Linked DNA regions of Homo sapiens: region 1 is linked to region 2. Evidence: chromatin loops called from intact Hi-C (ENCODE). Cell type or tissue: tibial artery. All regions are shown on one strand. Links, peaks and the distances in the headings refer to the core of each region. The heading gives the core; the rest is flanking DNA.

The links. A loop is a pair of places that touch in the nucleus more often than their neighbours do. Peaks named below come from ENCODE experiments on the same cell type or tissue, not always from the same donor. Only the 100,000 strongest peaks of a DNase experiment are listed, where the experiment ranks them.
Region 1: a loop joins it to region 2, with 3.0 times the contacts of the local background. A loop is called at or near these places in 26 of 110 quality-filtered maps.

What each region holds. Positions count from the first base shown.
Region 1 is chr12:59,831,202-59,839,550 of GRCh38, forward strand. No RefSeq gene overlaps it. Among named protein-coding and RNA genes, the nearest start is that of SLC16A7, 240 kb to the left of the region's middle. In tibial artery, for the core only: CTCF peaks have their summits at 3,968 (motif pointing left) and 4,168; no DNase peak of the experiment used is centred there.
Region 2 is chr12:59,399,528-59,407,876 of GRCh38, forward strand. No RefSeq gene overlaps it. Among named protein-coding and RNA genes, the nearest start is that of LINC02448, 120 kb to the right of the region's middle. In tibial artery, for the core only: a CTCF peak has its summit at 3,934 (motif pointing right); no DNase peak of the experiment used is centred there; H3K27ac peaks cover 466 bases.

The DNA.
Region 1 (8,349 bases), core at 128-8,127, 430 kb after region 2:
TCCTCTCTTTTCTGTATATGCCAGTTAGCTTACATTGTTTATGTGTAAGATTATTTTTTTTTTTTAAGTTTCTGGAGAGTTTTTTAACTTTCACACCTAGTGCTCCGGTTCAGCGCTACTGTGGTGGCTCCGAGGAATTTCACCTAATTATTACTGAGAGCAAAGCAGGAGGAGCATTCTCTCTTCACCCAATTTTTGGTCTTGTAATATTCAGGTCCTGTATTCAAGGGTGTTCAGCCTAGTGGACACATGTGATGAAATCCATTCCACACTCCATGAACCAACATGTGCCTGTCAAGGCTATGCCTGCCTAGCAGAAATACCTTGTCACAATTTCATGAAACAGCCTCCCGGGCTAGGATATCCCTGGTTTCTCTGTTCTTGACCCAGCACTTGAGTAAGGGCAGCTTTCAATGTACTTTAAATGGATTGCCTTTTAAATGATTGCAAACAATTCTTGTTGTCAAGTCGTTATTGTTATTCATACTAAAATCTTTTTTCTTCCCCATATCCTAATTTGTAGCAGTGCCATCTTAGGGATGCAGAATTTTTCTACTTTGGGATAAATTATCTGATTACGTACTTCTGACAAAAATTCCTCATGCAAACCCGCTTTAAAGTAAAATGGTTTCATAATTTTTGTTGGTACTGACATTAAAGGTATTAAATATATTTTAATGGTTCTCTGCAGTTTACCACCTTCTCTTCTTCCCAGTAAATTACATACAAAACTGGGAATATATTGCAAAAATAACAGAGGTGAGATATACATCTATGTATTAATAATCCTTCCTTCCTTCCTTTCCTTCCTTCCCTTCCCTTCTCTTCCCCTTCCTTCCTTCCCCTTCCGTTCCTTTCCCCTTCCTTCCTTCCTTCCTTTCCTTCCTTCTTTCCTTCCTTCCTTCTTTCCTTCCCTCCTTCCTTTCTTCTTTCTTTTGTTCCTTTTCAGCCATCCATCCATCCACCCATCCATCCACCCATTTATTCATCCATGTATATTCTTTGGCTTTCCAGTCTGGTTTCTTAACCACTATAATTCTGGACTACCTGAGTAAACTGTTCTTCATTATAAAAGAATTGTACAGGGGAAGCAATTGGGCAAACCAAGAATTCTCACGCAGATTGTGATTGAAACTCAGTGGGATAGAAAGACAGCACTTTGATTAGGAGCCCTTCATTGTATTTACCATTTCTACTGTCCTTTAAACTTTATCCTGGCCGGGCACGGTGGCTCACACCAGCACGATGGGAGGCCAAGGCAGGCGGATCACAAGGTCAAGAGATTGAGACCATCCTGGCCAACATAGTGAAACCCCATCTCTACTAAAAACACAAAAAATAGCTGGGCATGGTGGTGAGTGCCTGTAGTCCTAGTTACTCAGGAGGCTGAGGCAGGAGAATCACTTGAACCCGGGAGGCAGAGGTTGCAGTGAGCCGAGATCACACTACTGCACTCCAGCCTGGTGACAGAGTAAGACTCCGTCAAAACAAACAAACAAACAAACAAACAAAAACACCTTATCCTCCAACATAGATAATGAGAGTATTTTGTAAGATGCGAAGACCATATATGCTTGGGAAGCTTACGCCGAAATACAATTATATAACCTGGGTCATTAGTTTGTGATAAAAATAACATTGTACTTATTTTAAATTTGAAGCTATTTTACCAAATTCTCCTCTCTCCTCTAGTGAGAATACCTTTCTTTCCTTCAAAGGATGCCTTTCCTCAAGATAATTGAAAGCATCCTAAGGGCAACCTCATTCCACAAGTCTAGTTTTGGTCCCTAGCCTTTCCACTGGAGAGGGAAGTTTGATTTATCCCCGTGGCAATGGAGGACTCTAAAACAGCTACTGGAGGCTGAGTGCCAGTGGGATACTCTGTGGTTGCTAAGCCTAAGGTGGGCATCACTGCTGACTCCTAGAGATTCTACAGAGAAACCTCTTCTTCATTCGCTAGAAGACATTGTTACTATCAGTAAGGTTAAAGGGATTGCCTGCCTCCCCACTGAAGTTAGATGACTCACATTAGTTACTTGAATTTAATTTGTCTATATTTCATGTGGATAAAGATCACAGTGCCATAGCTCTTTAGAGACACATATCTCTCAATATGAACATAGTCTTTCTCTCTTTCTCACCCTCTCTTACATGATTTTTTCATGATGTTTCCTAAATATCCCCCTTGTTAAAATAAAATAAGTCAGGCATAGTGGCTCATGCCTGAAATCCCAGCACTTTGGGAGGCCAAGGCATAAAGAAAACTTGAGCCCAGAAGTTTAAGACCAACGTAGGCAATATAGGGAGACACTATCTCTATAAAAAATTTTTTAAAAGCAGGCATGTGACACACACTTATAGTCCCAGCAACTCAGAAGGCTGAAGTGGGAGGATCACTTGAGCGTGGGAGTTCCAGGCTGCAGTGAGTCAAGATTGTACCACTGCACTCCAGCCTGGGTGACAGAGCAAGACTTTGTCTCAAAAAATAAATAAAATGAGCCAAATCAAAGGGTCCTATTTTTTTTTTTCAGAGTAAAAATAAGAGGTCTTCCAAGATCTGTGCATCCACAATCAATCGTTTTGAGTGACCTCATGTCCTGCTACCTTGTTCCCTCTATAACCTTCTCACTTCTCTCTGAGGATGCCAAACACCACCCATTTCTAGGCATTCCCACCCATATTTCTCTCTCCTAGAAACATACTTCCACCAGATATCTACTGTGTCTCCTGTCTTCACCTCCTTACCTCCTTTAAGCCACAATTCAAATGTCAGCTTTTCAAAGAGGCCTGCTCAGATTACACCATTTGGATTACAACTCCCAATGCCCACCTGTAGTCTCAGGTGTCTTTCCCTTGCTTTATTTTTTAAATTTATGCATTGTTTTTAGTCTGTTCTCACACTGCTATAAATAACTACCTGAGACTGAGTAATTTATGAAGAAAAGAGGTTTAATTGACTCACACTTCTGCAGGCTGTACAGCAGCATGGTTGGGAGGCCTCAGGAAACTTAAACCATGGTGGAAGGCAAAGGTGAAGCAAGCACATCTTATCATGGCAGAGCAAGGAAGGAACTGCCACACACTGTTAAACTATCAGACCTTGTGAGGGCTCACTCACTGTCATGAGAACAGCATGGAGGATACTGCCCCTGTGATCCAATCACCTCCCACCAGGTCCCCCCACCCCCACCATCTGGGGATTGCAATTCCGGATGAGACTTGGGTGGGGACACAGAGCCAAACCAATATTATGCATGCTATTTCATTCCATAATTAACATGTCCTTATACAAATAAGATTTCACACTATGTTTTTAAAAATTTTAATAAACTTTACTTTTAAAAATAGTTTTAGATTTACAGAAACATTGAGAAGATAGTTCAGGGAGTTCCCATATACCTATACTCCATACAACCCCACACAGTTTTCCCTATCAATATCTTACATTAGTTTGGTGTGTTTGTTACAATTTATGAGGCAATATTAATATATTAGGATTAACTGAAGCATACATTTTATTTAGATTCCCTTAGTTTTTACTAATGTCATTTTCCTTATCCAGCATCCCATGAAAGATACCACATTATATTGAGTTATCCTGTTTCCTTTGGCTTCTCTTGGCTATGACGATTTCTCATACTTGCCTTGTTTTTGATGACCTTAACAATTTTGAGGAATATTGGTTAGGTATCTTGTAGAATGCCCTTCTATTGGAATTGCTCTGAAGTTTTTCTTATGATTAAACCAGGGTTATGGGTTTTGGGGAGGAGGCTGACAGAGTGCCATCTTCACCATATCATATCAAGGGTATATACTACCAACATGATGAATCACTGTTATTAATCTTGATCTCCTGACTGAGGTAGCATTTGTTGGTTTTCTCCACTGTAAAATTTCTCTTTTCCTTTTCCCTCTTTTTATACTGTACCCTTTGAAGGAAGTTACTAGGCACAGCTCCCCCTTGTGGAATAAAAAGCTATGATTCATCCTTGAGGGTGTTACATCTACATAAATTGTTTAAAATTCTTTTGTATCAGAAATATCTTTATTCTCTCATTTATTTATTTCTCCTCACATTTATTTATGTCAGTGACAACTCAAGGATGTTTATTTTATACTTTGGGTTGTAATCCAATAATACTTCATTGCTCAAAATGTTCTCATTTTGGCCACTAGAGCTCTTTCAGTTGGTTCCTATGTCCTTTTGGAAAATCCCCAACATTGTGGGGTTTTGTTTCATTTTGCTTTGTTCTGTTCGAGCTTATTGTCTGCACAAGATGATCCAAGCTCCTTGTTCCTTTTATTGGAGAATGGAATTAGACACCAAAACCTAGGCAGTTGTTGCTACTAGGGTATTGATGCTTCTAGGCCCTCTTAGCTAACAGAGTATGAAATATATTTATGTATACTGTATTAGTCAGGGTTCTTCAGAACCAACAGGATACATACACATACATACATATACACATGTATATACAAGGAGATTTATTATAGAAATTGGTTCACATAGTTATAGAGGCTAAGATGTGCCACAGTCTGCCATCTCTAAACTGGAGAACAAGGAAAGTGGGTAGTGTGATTCAGCCCAAAGACCTGAGAACTGGGGCCCACAGGTGTAAAATCTGATCAAAATCTGAAAGCTCAAGAACCAGCAACAACAATGTCAGAGTGCAGAAGAAGATGAAAGTCTCAGCTCAAAAAACCCTTCCCCTGGCTTTTTTGTCTATTCAGGTCCTCACCCAACTGGATGATGTTCACCTACAATAGTGAGGGTGACGTTCTGTACTCAGTCTATGATTCAAATGGTAATCTCTTCTAGAAACACTCACAGACACACTCAGAAATAACATTTTACCTGCTCTCTGGACATTCCTTAGTCCAGTCAAGCTGACACATAAAATTAACCAGCACATGTAACCCATGTACATCTTATCTATACATATTTCTATATGTAACCATTTGTATCTATATTGCTAAGAATGAGATCATAGTGATATTTCAAACTTTAATCCATTACCACATGAACCATACTAGTCTCCTCTCCTTGCATGTCTGAAAATTCCCATTCCAGCAATGAGAACTTGGTTTCAATCACGTGTTATCTGTTTACTTACTTTTCAGTATACATGCAGAGTGATTTCAAAATTGTTCATCTGTGCCATTATGGGAAAAAAAATTATTAACTCAAGTGTAGCACTGAAGTATAGCTCCTTTTGCCTTGAGTCTTACAGTCCACTCATTTCCAAAACCTTTCTTCCATTCAATTGAGTTAATATCTTTGTAGCACAATTAGATTATTTTGTCACATTCTGCATTCTATCCTGAGATCCTCTTACCTGCTAAATGATTTTTTAAATTTGCATATATTAACATTCATTCTTTGTCCTGGAAATCTCTATGAGTTTTGACAAATGCATAGTTATATATTTACAATTACAATATAATACAAAATAATTTTTCCACTATAGGAGATCACCTGTCCTTTCTTTAGCCCTACCCTTTTCTCCTCCAGCCCCAGGAAATCACTGATATTATGACAGTCTCTATAGTTTTGCCTTTACCAGAGTGTCATATAAATGGAATCATGCAGTATGTAGTCCTTTCAGATGGGCTTTTTTTTCCAGTTAACAATACATATTTAAGGTTCATTTATGTATTTTTGTGGCTTCATAGCTAATTTATTTTTATTGTCAAATAATATTCCAATACATGGCTGTACCATAGTTTATCCGTTCTCCTATTGCAGGCCATTTTGAGTGCTTCTAGATTTTGGTGATTATGAAAAAAAAACTTAAAATCATTCATGTCCATGTTTTTCTGTAGACTTAGGTTTTAAATCAGTTGCATAAATGTCTAGGAAAAAATTACTGGATATATAGTAAGATTTGTTTAACTTTGAAAGAGATTGTCAAAATGTCTTCCAAAGTAGCAGTATGATTTTTCTTTCCCACCAGCAATAAATGACAATTTCTGTCACTCGATATCTTGGCCAGTATGTTGTATCGTCAGTTTTTTGGAATTTAGCCATTCTAATAGGCGTGTACTGGCATGTCATTATTATTTTAATTTGCAATTCCCTAATGGAAAATGATGTTGAGTATTCTTTTATATCCTTATTTTCCATCTGTTTATCTTTTTTAATGCAGTGCCTCTGGATTTCTTCCCCATTTTTAAATTGGGTTGCTTGCTTTTTTATTTTTGAGTTTTAAGTGTTTGTATATTTCAGATACACATTCTTCATCAGATCTGTATTTTCCAAATATTTTTTTCTAGTCTTATCTTTTTGTTCTCTTAACAATGTCTTTCATAAAGCAAAATTTACTTTAATTAAATCTGTTTTTAGTTCTTTCACAAATTGTGCCTTTTGTGTTATTCTTAAAAATTGCCAAAACCAATGTCACTGAGATATTTTCTTGTTTTCTTCTAGAAGCTTTATAGTTTAACATTTAGGTCTGCAAGGTATTTTGAGCTAAATTTTGTGGAAAGTGTATAGTCTGTGTCTGGATGTCCCTCTCCCCTTTTTCATACAGACATTCAATTGTCTGAACATGCTATCTTTTCTTGGTTGAATTGCTTTTGCTCTTTCTTCAAATATCAGTTGAGCACATTCATTTTGGTATATTTCTGGGGTTTTATTCTCATTGATTTATCTATGGGCATTTATTTATTTATTTATTTATGACGGACTCTCCCTCTGTCACCCAGGCTGGAGTGCAGTGGCTTGAATTTGGCTCACTGCAACCTGCAACCTTTGCCTCCTGGGTTGAAGCAATTCTCCTGCCTCAGCCTCCCGAGTAGCTGGGACTACAGGCGTGTGCCACCACGCCCAGCTATGTGCCTATTTTTGGTTGTTGTTATTGATATCAATCTCTTTTGATTATTGTAGCTTTAGAGTAGGTCCTGAAATCAGCTAGTGTTAAGTCCCTCAGTATTAGGTTGGTTGTTCTAGGTCTTTTGATTTTCCATGTAAACTTTAGAATCAGTTCGTGAATATTTATAAATAGCCTGCTGGAATTTTTGTTGGGATTGCATTGACTCTATAGAAAACATTGGGAAGAACTGACATCCAACATTATTGAATCTGGTGGAATATTTATATAAAATATCCCTCCATTTATTAGATCTGCACTGATCTCTTTCATCGAAGTTTGGTAGTTTTCCACATGTAGCTTCTCTGTGTATTTGGTGCTGTTGTAAATGGTATTTTTAAATATTGAACTGATTTTTCTTGTCCTTTAACATGTTTTACTTTTGTTGAAATGTTTTATTGTTGAAAGACTTACATGATGTATTAGATAACAAGAACGGAGGTATATGGCCATTTGTGTGAGGTTTTATGTTATTTTGGCTAGGAGTTGTACTGTGTTCAATATTTGCTTTAGCCATATGTTCCAGAGACTTCACATTCTATGAGATTCTGTTTTTTTATTCTCTACTGTCTTTGGGCTTCCCTAAAAACTCATATGTAAATAAAGTCTGTGCCTTGCAGGTTTTTTAACTGTTCTCCACTATTACTCACTATTACTATATACACTAGTACCCTGTTGATGTGGTGGTAGCAAGTATGTTAAAGGAATCCTTCTATAATCTTATGATGGGATCTTAGTCCTTTACTAGACCTGTGTTCCTGGGCTGTGATCTACACCAGTATTTCCTAGTTTTGTTCTCCCCTTTCAGGTGAGACAGAATTGCTAGATGGGAATGAAGTTGGGTAAACACCGCTCCTGTTGGGTGTAATAAAGCTCTGAGAAGTCTTTTTCCCAGGATAGTAGGTCTTTGTTATAGAGAATGTCCCGGGCATTTTTTTTTTTTCATTTGATGAGTTTAATGCTCAATGGTAGCAACTTATTGTACAAGATGACTCCATTGCCACAAGAGAGATATGTCTGCCGATAGGGTCACATATTCAGATTGGCTGGATATGGCACTATCATCCCTGGGCAGAAGGCAAAAGCAGTTAAGCCATGAAGTCTTAATACACAAGCATCATGATGCTGCCCTAATGAGAAAAGTGCTCTTTCTATGAAAGATGATCTCTCTCCTCTTCCTTTATTAGTACAATAACAGAGAGTGCAAAGGGAAAACAACATCCTAAATATGGTAGAATCATGATCACGTGCAAGAGAGGCAAATGGACAAATAACATAGAACTCATATCAGAAAGACATTATCAGAAATGTGGGGAGCCACCTGGAAAGAAAAGGCAGTCCCCAGAAAAAAAAGCCATGAGAAGCAGCCATTTTGCAAAGCCTCAATAAAATATATCTATAAATATGTACATTGAAAGTGAGCTAAACAACTACATAAGCAGAAACCAAGTTTGGTCCAACCCTTCTAATGAAAGAAAAA
Region 2 (8,349 bases), core at 34-8,033:
AAGGTCATTAGGCCATTAAGTTGGATTAACGTCTTTCACAAGACTGAGTTAGTTATGAAAAGACTGGAATAGCTCTTGTGGGAATGGAATTGCCTCCCATGAGTAGGCTGATGCAAGTTCAGTTTCTGTAGCTTTCTCTTGCCTCCTCATTCGCCTTTTAATGTCTTCCATCATGTTATGATACAGCCTAAGGCTCTCTTTAGAAGCCAACCAGATGCAGCTGCCCAGTTTTGGACTTCCCAGCCTCCAGAACAGAACTGTAATAAATAACCTGCTTTTCTTTCTAAATTACTCAGTTTCAGGTATTCTGTTATAACAACAAAAAATAAATGAAGATAGATGCTTTTGCTTCTTCTTATGCTCTATAGTTTTCTCTTGGCATTAGCCAGTGAGAGGTTTTACAAATTTATTTGTTTATTATAAATTGGATCATATCACACCATTGCTCAAAACTCTCCAGTGGTTTACTATCACACTTAAAATTCATGTCTTCATTATGTCCTGCAAGGTCTTGATTGCCCTGGCCTCTGGCTGCCTCACCAAAGTCATTTTCCCCCAACTTACTCCCCTCCAGCTGTATTGCTCCATGCTCTGCCTGGAGCCTGACAAGTCTATTGTAGCTTTAGGGCTTTTTCATTTGCTTTTTCCCCTGCCAAAAAATATTTTTCTAGATCTTTTGTGGCTTCTTTATTTTATTCCTGTTTCTATTTATATATTACCTTCTTAGAGAAATGCTCTCTATCTCACCTAATCTAAAATAGCCCCAGCTTGTCTAAAGCTTTTATCTTCCCATCTTCCACCCATTATTTGACACAGAGCAATGTTTACAATGTGCACCACTACTTTCAAATATTGTCTAGTAAAAATTGACATATTTCTTTAAAAATGCCCTAAATTGGATTAGAAATAACTTGCTTAGCAATGAAAAAAATGAGAGTAACCTAAATCTTTAACCTGTGTGTAGCTATTTTGTTCAACAAATTGAACTTACTATAGAACATAGATAAAATTTTACCTCCTAGAAAGAAATACGTTGTGTTTCCTTTTGATCGGAAAACACTTGAAATCATTGTTTTTGAAATAATTGCAGAATAATTGCTTCAACTTTAGCCTCTCTTCAGTGAAGCATATGAGGATGGGATAAAATAGGCCTAGACTGTATATGTGATTTTAATATGTGCTGTTGGTCTGGATGGTATGGACTTAATAAGCAGATTTTGTTCTGGGCAACTATAGCCTGTTTCTCTTCTTTTACCCTTAAATAATTGTACATCCTTAGCTTTCTAAACTTAGATTGGCATTAATCGTAAACCTTAGTAGTCTCTGTCCATGAGTTTACAACCATAAAATATTTTTCTTTGTATAATGCTAATTTTGATTTTCTCAACTTTCCTGTAGTTGCTCCTAAGTAGCTTCTAGCAGTCTATGGCTAGTTTTAGTTGAAACCACAATTTCTTAACACCCTGTTTACAATGCACACAGATAAGCTTCTGGCAATTTACCTAGCTCTCATCCTCCAAAAACTCGAAAGATAAATTTTGTTCAACATATCATTACTTTAAAATTTATTTTGAGATGCAAATAAAATGACTAAATTTATGGTGAAAAAGTTTTTTTGTGACTTCAAAAGAAGCATATGATGGGAAACTATTATCTGATTTATATACAACTATTACTTCTTTCATATTTTTACATTTAAAAGTCTGCCATTATTAGCAGTTAGGGAAATTATTTTGTGATGTATGTATATCTGTATATGACTTAACACTGGATCAAGTTTAAATTGGAAACATAAAAAATAATGAACATTTCTGCATCCATGGCTTTTGTTTTCATCATTAGATATAATGCACAAAGTGTGGGAAGATTTTTGCCAGTGGAGGCAAAAACTAAGCACAGCTAAAGAAACACCTAAATTCCATATTGCCAATGGCAATTGACATCTTTCATCACTCTTTTCTACATTCCTCTTTACAGCTAAGGTTCTGGATGAAATCTAGGTTTTGCCAGGGACAGGTACTCATGGAATATTTGGTAAACAGAAAGAAGGTTTCAGGGAGTAGAGGTGGATTACCAAGAATGATTAAGGAAGGTTTATTTACGATTATGACATTTTATACACAGACATTAACAAAACCTAAGATAAGAGCAGTGAATCCACAAAGAACAGAAAATACAAATTTTCTGAGGTTTTCCAAGGTTATCCTGAGACAGAAAAAAAGGACAGAATGATTAGAGCATAATGAATGGTCATTTGAGGAGTGTATTGAGATAAGGTTGGAGGAATGGTAAGTGGTCAGATCATGCGAAGTCATTGTGGTATAAAACGTAAATTGGCTCATTCAACACCTACTTCAACCTTCTCTAATTTTATTTTCTGTATAATAATGCTAGTGAAAATAAAAATTTCTCAGACTCTTTTTCAACTGGGTTGCTATATGTGACATAAGTTCTACCAAGTAGGTGTGAGTCAGAAATGAGTGACTTGAGGTGGCACCACACACTAGAAGAATGTATCTTCCGGCACATAGAACAGTAGGAGGCATTTGTTTGCTTGGGGCTACTTTAACAGCATTTTTTGCATCCGTTCTCTACTGACTGAATCCTGTGGCATAGCAGGGCATTTTCCCTGGCTCATTTTCCCTGGTTCTGGTTGCACAATATTCAGGGCTAGGTCCTTGACTCTTCTGTATTGTATATTGGAATGATTCTTTTTATTCAACCACCTAAAGTGGATTATGTTGTCTAAAAAAAAACCAAATACATGATACTACTTCTGGAGTTGTGCAGTAAGCAGCTCAACAAGCCCTCTACCGAAAAAGCATTGAAAAAAGAAGGAAAAAGAAAAGGCAAAAATTGACAAAACAGGAATGAAAGAGGGATCATCGCTACTGACCCTGCAGAAATGAAAAGAATTATAAGGAAATACTATAAACAACTTTATTTTAGTAGACAACTTCAATGAAATGAGTAAATTCCTAGAAAAACACAATGATCAAAACTGACTCAAGAAGAAAGTGAAAATGAGTAGATCCATAACAAAAAAGATATTAAATAAGTAATTAAAAATCTCCCCACAAAGAAAATCTAGGCCTACATACCTTTGTTGGTGAATTCTGTCAGATATTTGCAGAAGATATATCAAACCTTCACAAACTCTTCCTGAAAATGCTGGAGAAAGGATTATTTTTCAGTTCATTTGATGAGGGAAGTTTTTACCGAAACTGCAACGAAATCTGAAAAAATAGTTGATTCAAATAATTTCTCTTTGAGTATGTCCTTAGGGAGTCCCTAAGTTGGTGATAATGGGGGCATTAGAGATGGGGTGTTCTGATGACTATTTTTCTCATTGTCTTACTTCTCCTTTGATTGTTATTATTCTATGGTTCACAATATACAATAGCTGACTGGGTCTCTGTGTGAAGTGTTCTTCATGTCTTCTGAACCATCAAACTTCATGATACCCAACAGATTATTTGAACTCCTCTAGATCCATCACACTCCACTGCTGTTTCTCTCTCTTTCCCTCCCTCCCTCTCTTCCTCCCTGAAGTTCCTTTAAATTCATTTTATTTTGTATATATCTAGTTGCTTTAGAAAAGATTCCCACAGCAGCATTATGAAGTCTTTGTACACGGGCCTTCTTTCCAAAGTGCTGACTGACCTTTCTGCTTTTGCTGACGTTGTCAGTCAGGATTCCTTGACCACATTTATCTCGGGGGGCCAAGTGATTTTCTTCCCAGCCAGCTTGGATTCCTTTCACTGCATATCTCAGTCAATGGATCTGTACATGACAGAAAGCAATGCTATGACCACAGCCTGTTTTTTTACACTACTTTTAGGGCCTAAGTGCATTAAGCAATGTGGAAGGGCATTTGTTTCTCCCAGTTCATTCCTGACAGTTGGACATCTCTTGAGGCAGCACCTCAACGATCTCTAGAGGGCAGTGTTGCTTAATTCCAAATGCCGAACTGATCATCGTGGGTCTCTGAATGCAAAACACTGGTGCAATAATTAAAATACAATTTCTCAGAAGTTTCCTTGGAAATGGAAATGACACAATGTTTTAAATGTGTGCTTGAAAACATTTTTATGAAAAAAATCTTTTAAACATAAATAAGGATAAATAAAACTAATGAGGTTAGTTTTCTCTCTTGCCAATTTGGTTACATCATCTCTCAGGCTCTCCTCACAAAATCAAGCTCTCTCCCAATGATTCCCACAGACCCTCACTCTCCTCCTCCCCTGTCAGGGTAACAGGCATTTATCCTTCATGTTTCATAACTCTGTGAGGGAGCCTCAAGACCTCTTCTCTGACTGTCCTTCATCTACCCCAACTAATGATGAATAAATTCTCATGGAAAACCAGGGACATTAAAGTGAAAGCAGTGCTCCTGGGAATGAGAAAAAGGGAAAAAAGAGGACATTTTAATAAATTTTTGATTATGCTCTTATACATTTCAGGAAATGAATTGGAAACACTTGAGACTAATGCTTGAGACTAATGCTTGAGACTAAGGTCAAAAATAGATGAGCTTATTGTGTCCTTCTGGGGCCACAAAAGCCAATCAACTCATTAGCTAAAAAATGTTTTATGTGGTTTCTAAATATAAATATAAAGAAGGCTTTTGTGTACTTTGGAAAGTACTCTTGAACAGGAAAAATTCTTGAGTGTAAAAGAAATCTATTTTCATTCTTGTTAATATTTGTTATTTTAAAATATTATCATAGTTGTACCTTATGATGCAATAAAATCATATTCTAATTCTAGAACCTACAATAGTGAATTGTACTGTTCTTTACACATATCAGTTCTTTTAATAAATATTTGTTCAACTGAGTTGACCAAGATTTCATTGCTCAATAAATGTAATTATTGCATAAAATTTGGATTTACTTCAAAAAAAGAAACAATTGCTTGTATCATTATTTGAATGAAGCAAGCATGAGCTCTGAAAAACAAATGTCTGTAAGTCCAAATATCAGGATCAAATTCACTAAGTAATTGCTCAAGTTGCCAATTTGCCCAAAAAATCATTGAGAAACACTTTAAATTGGCAAGTCCTTCAAAATGGCTTTATATCAACAAGTCATTTTTTCTTTTTCTGGAGAAAATATCTGTCTAAAATAAATCTTATATATACTGTGAGAAAACTGCCGAAACTGGAACTAATTTTTATGTCTCTTTATAAAGTTAGCATAAACATACCTCACATTTAAGAAAACAAAACTTGTCGTGTATATTTTCTTCATAAACTTTTAGAAGTTCCAGTGTTTTTGAAGATTAAACAATGTTTTAATATGACAAAATCAGATGATTCTCTTCTTTTATTTCTGGTTTAATTCACCAACGTTTTTAGGCTTACTCTTTATTTTCACCTAAATGAACTACATATGCTACATATTATAATTTTTCATATGTGAAACTTACAATGATGTGTTTCACAACTGAAGAACAAGTCATATTAACCCAATTGGGGGCTGGGAATTTATATATTTATTCATATATCCATTGTTTGAGCCCAGATGTCTAAGTAAAATAAAAATAGACAAATGAATCTCTAAGCAAAACTTTTTATCTGGCAATATATAAAAAAGAGAATTGCAATTTTGGGCATACATACTGACCAGGGTGGTCTTTGGTATGCATGAAGAAGAAAGAGAAAATTAGACATTTTATTAGAAAGAAAAATGTTATGTATTGTTTTGAAATAAAACTCATCACCATCAATGTTTACAGGAGCTGGCAAGCTCTGACTGATAAGTGACAGTGGTACGTAAAACTAGTCTTAGAATTACTGTGGTTCATTTCTGCAGCTACTAGGTAAAACTACTCTTAAAGTTATAGCAGGTCATTTTGGCAGCTGGCTTGTGAGATAACTCCTGGGCAGGTGCTTTGTGCCCAACTATTTTTTTTTCCTGCTCTCTCAATACTAATTTAGTTGTGTATGACAAGACAACTCCAATTCATATAATCAATTTTTACACACATTTATTAAACAAATCTTATATGTGGGTTATTGTTTTAGCAACCAAGTACATAGTGATGAAAAATAAAAATTGCATACATAGAATTTTAAAACAAGATAACAATTGCTTTCCATTTTACTTTTACCTATAGAAGGCATTCAAGGGTTTCAGAAGGCAGAGAAATCACTTCCACTTTAAGACATTTTAAAAAATTTCCAAAGAAATGTTGAATTTGAGATAGGATTTACAAGAGTGGTAGGATTCTTTAGTTAACAACAGAAAAAGAGTATGTTGGTTGGGGTGACTAGAAGAAACTAAAGTGGAAATGGAACATAATAGTGATAAGAGCTTATTTGTTTAGTGCTTGCTATATGTCAGGTCGTTTATATACATTATGTCAAGAAATTCTTAAAATAATCTGAAATCCCCACTCTGTAAATGGGGAAAATCAAGCTCAGAGATACCAAGTAAATTACTGAAGGTCACACAGCTCTTAGGTAGCACAGGCTGCATTTATTCCTCACTCACATAGATCTGTTGTTACTGGATTGGCATTCATACTGAAGAGGGCTAGAATTTAAGACTAGAAAACTACTCTAGGGAAACCTGTAGGTGAATAACTACATCTGTCAGTAGCTAAGCAATTTCTTGTTTCAATGACAGACATGATATTTACAGTGAAACTGACCTTTTTTTGTATGTAAGAGATTCAGCACAGGATTTCACTTCCTATGGCAGGATATGAAATTGACTCATGAGATCTGACCTTCTTAGTACTTTCAAGGTAAGACAGAGAAAAAAAAAAGAATCCCTAAAATTGACAAGTATGTTACAACCAGTTTCTAAATGTGAACACTGGGAGAAAGATAGTTGAAACACAAAGTTTAGATAAATTTTGTATTACACCGGACTGAATGCCTACCTTAGTTTTAGTTCAACATTTTCTAATACTAGATTTTCTTGGGAATAAATGAGGTGACAATTGCATCAAGATAAAGTAGCATGTCATGAAAATTATGCATAGAATATCTCTATGAAGTCAGATTTTTCCATCACTCAAATTAGATCTGTATTAGACATATGAAGACTTCTTCCCATAAAGTACCTTGCGTTAAGTAAGCTTGACTATATTTGGATCAGCTTTAGTTCATTTAGAATAAGCGCTCACATGCAAAAGTCTGGATTTAATACTGTAGTAATTAAGATGGCCTAAAAATATAGAGACATCTAATTTAAAAAAAAAAAACTTTACCTCTGGTTGAGAAGTAAAGCAGCAAATAAAATTTACTGCTTTACTCTGACTCATTTCTTCTATACCTGTTTCCATTCATCTCACATGTAAACACATACAGACACACACACACACTATACTGCTGAGTAATCTTTATGTGCTATTAGGAAGATGCATGCTGAAATTAATTACTGTGTCAGCTAACGACAGCACAAATGAAGATTCTCAGGTGTTATTTTGCTATCACACACATGAAATTCGTATTGTGGTGTCTTTGTCTCCTTTTTTGGATACTGTGATTAAAATTCCATCTATAGTGAGAGACTTCTTTGCAATATTAGAAAATAATATTTACTCTGTTGGAGATAAATGGTAAATGAACATTTTTGAATCTTGCCTGATTTGCACATACTCAGCTAAGGAAAATAATAGTCAAAAATTACAAGTGAAATACAAGAAGTTCAGCAAAGCTATCTTTGAATTCATGGTTTGCTGAAAAAATTTATTTCCTTACTTCTTTTAATTTAACAAGAAATCTTTCAGTAGAACTCATTTTAAAGAAAATAGTTATGTAATAGAAAAGCTAAGACGCAATATCAAAAGACAAATTTTTACTCTAATTTGGGTAATATTTTCTTAAACAAAATGATGCTATTAAATATAATTTAACAATTCCTGTATAACGAAAATTAAAACTAAAATTTTACCAACTATAGTTATAATAGCTTAAAGAACAGAGATATTTTTCTTGGATATGCATATATTTTATATTGAATGACTCAGAAATTATGCCTGTACCTGAGATCCTATCAATGTAATGAAGATGCTCCCTTTAGAGTAATGGCTTTCTGGTATAATTCTCTTACTTGACATTTAAGTAGCACAGGTTTTGTTGAATAAACCAGGTGGACTTGAGTGGTCAAAGAAAAGCAAAGGCATGCTTTGTGTTTTGAGGAGATATATAATTTCTGTTTTACAATCTAATTCTGTGCTTTTCAGCTTTTTGTGAGTGTACACCAGTCTGGGATTTGAGTTAATAAATTAATACAAGCTAACAAATTAGCTTCCTGCTATTTCATGAATGCTGGTAGAAGACATGAGACTCCAAGGCCAAAGGCAAAGAACTTTAAGAACATCAACAAATGTTTC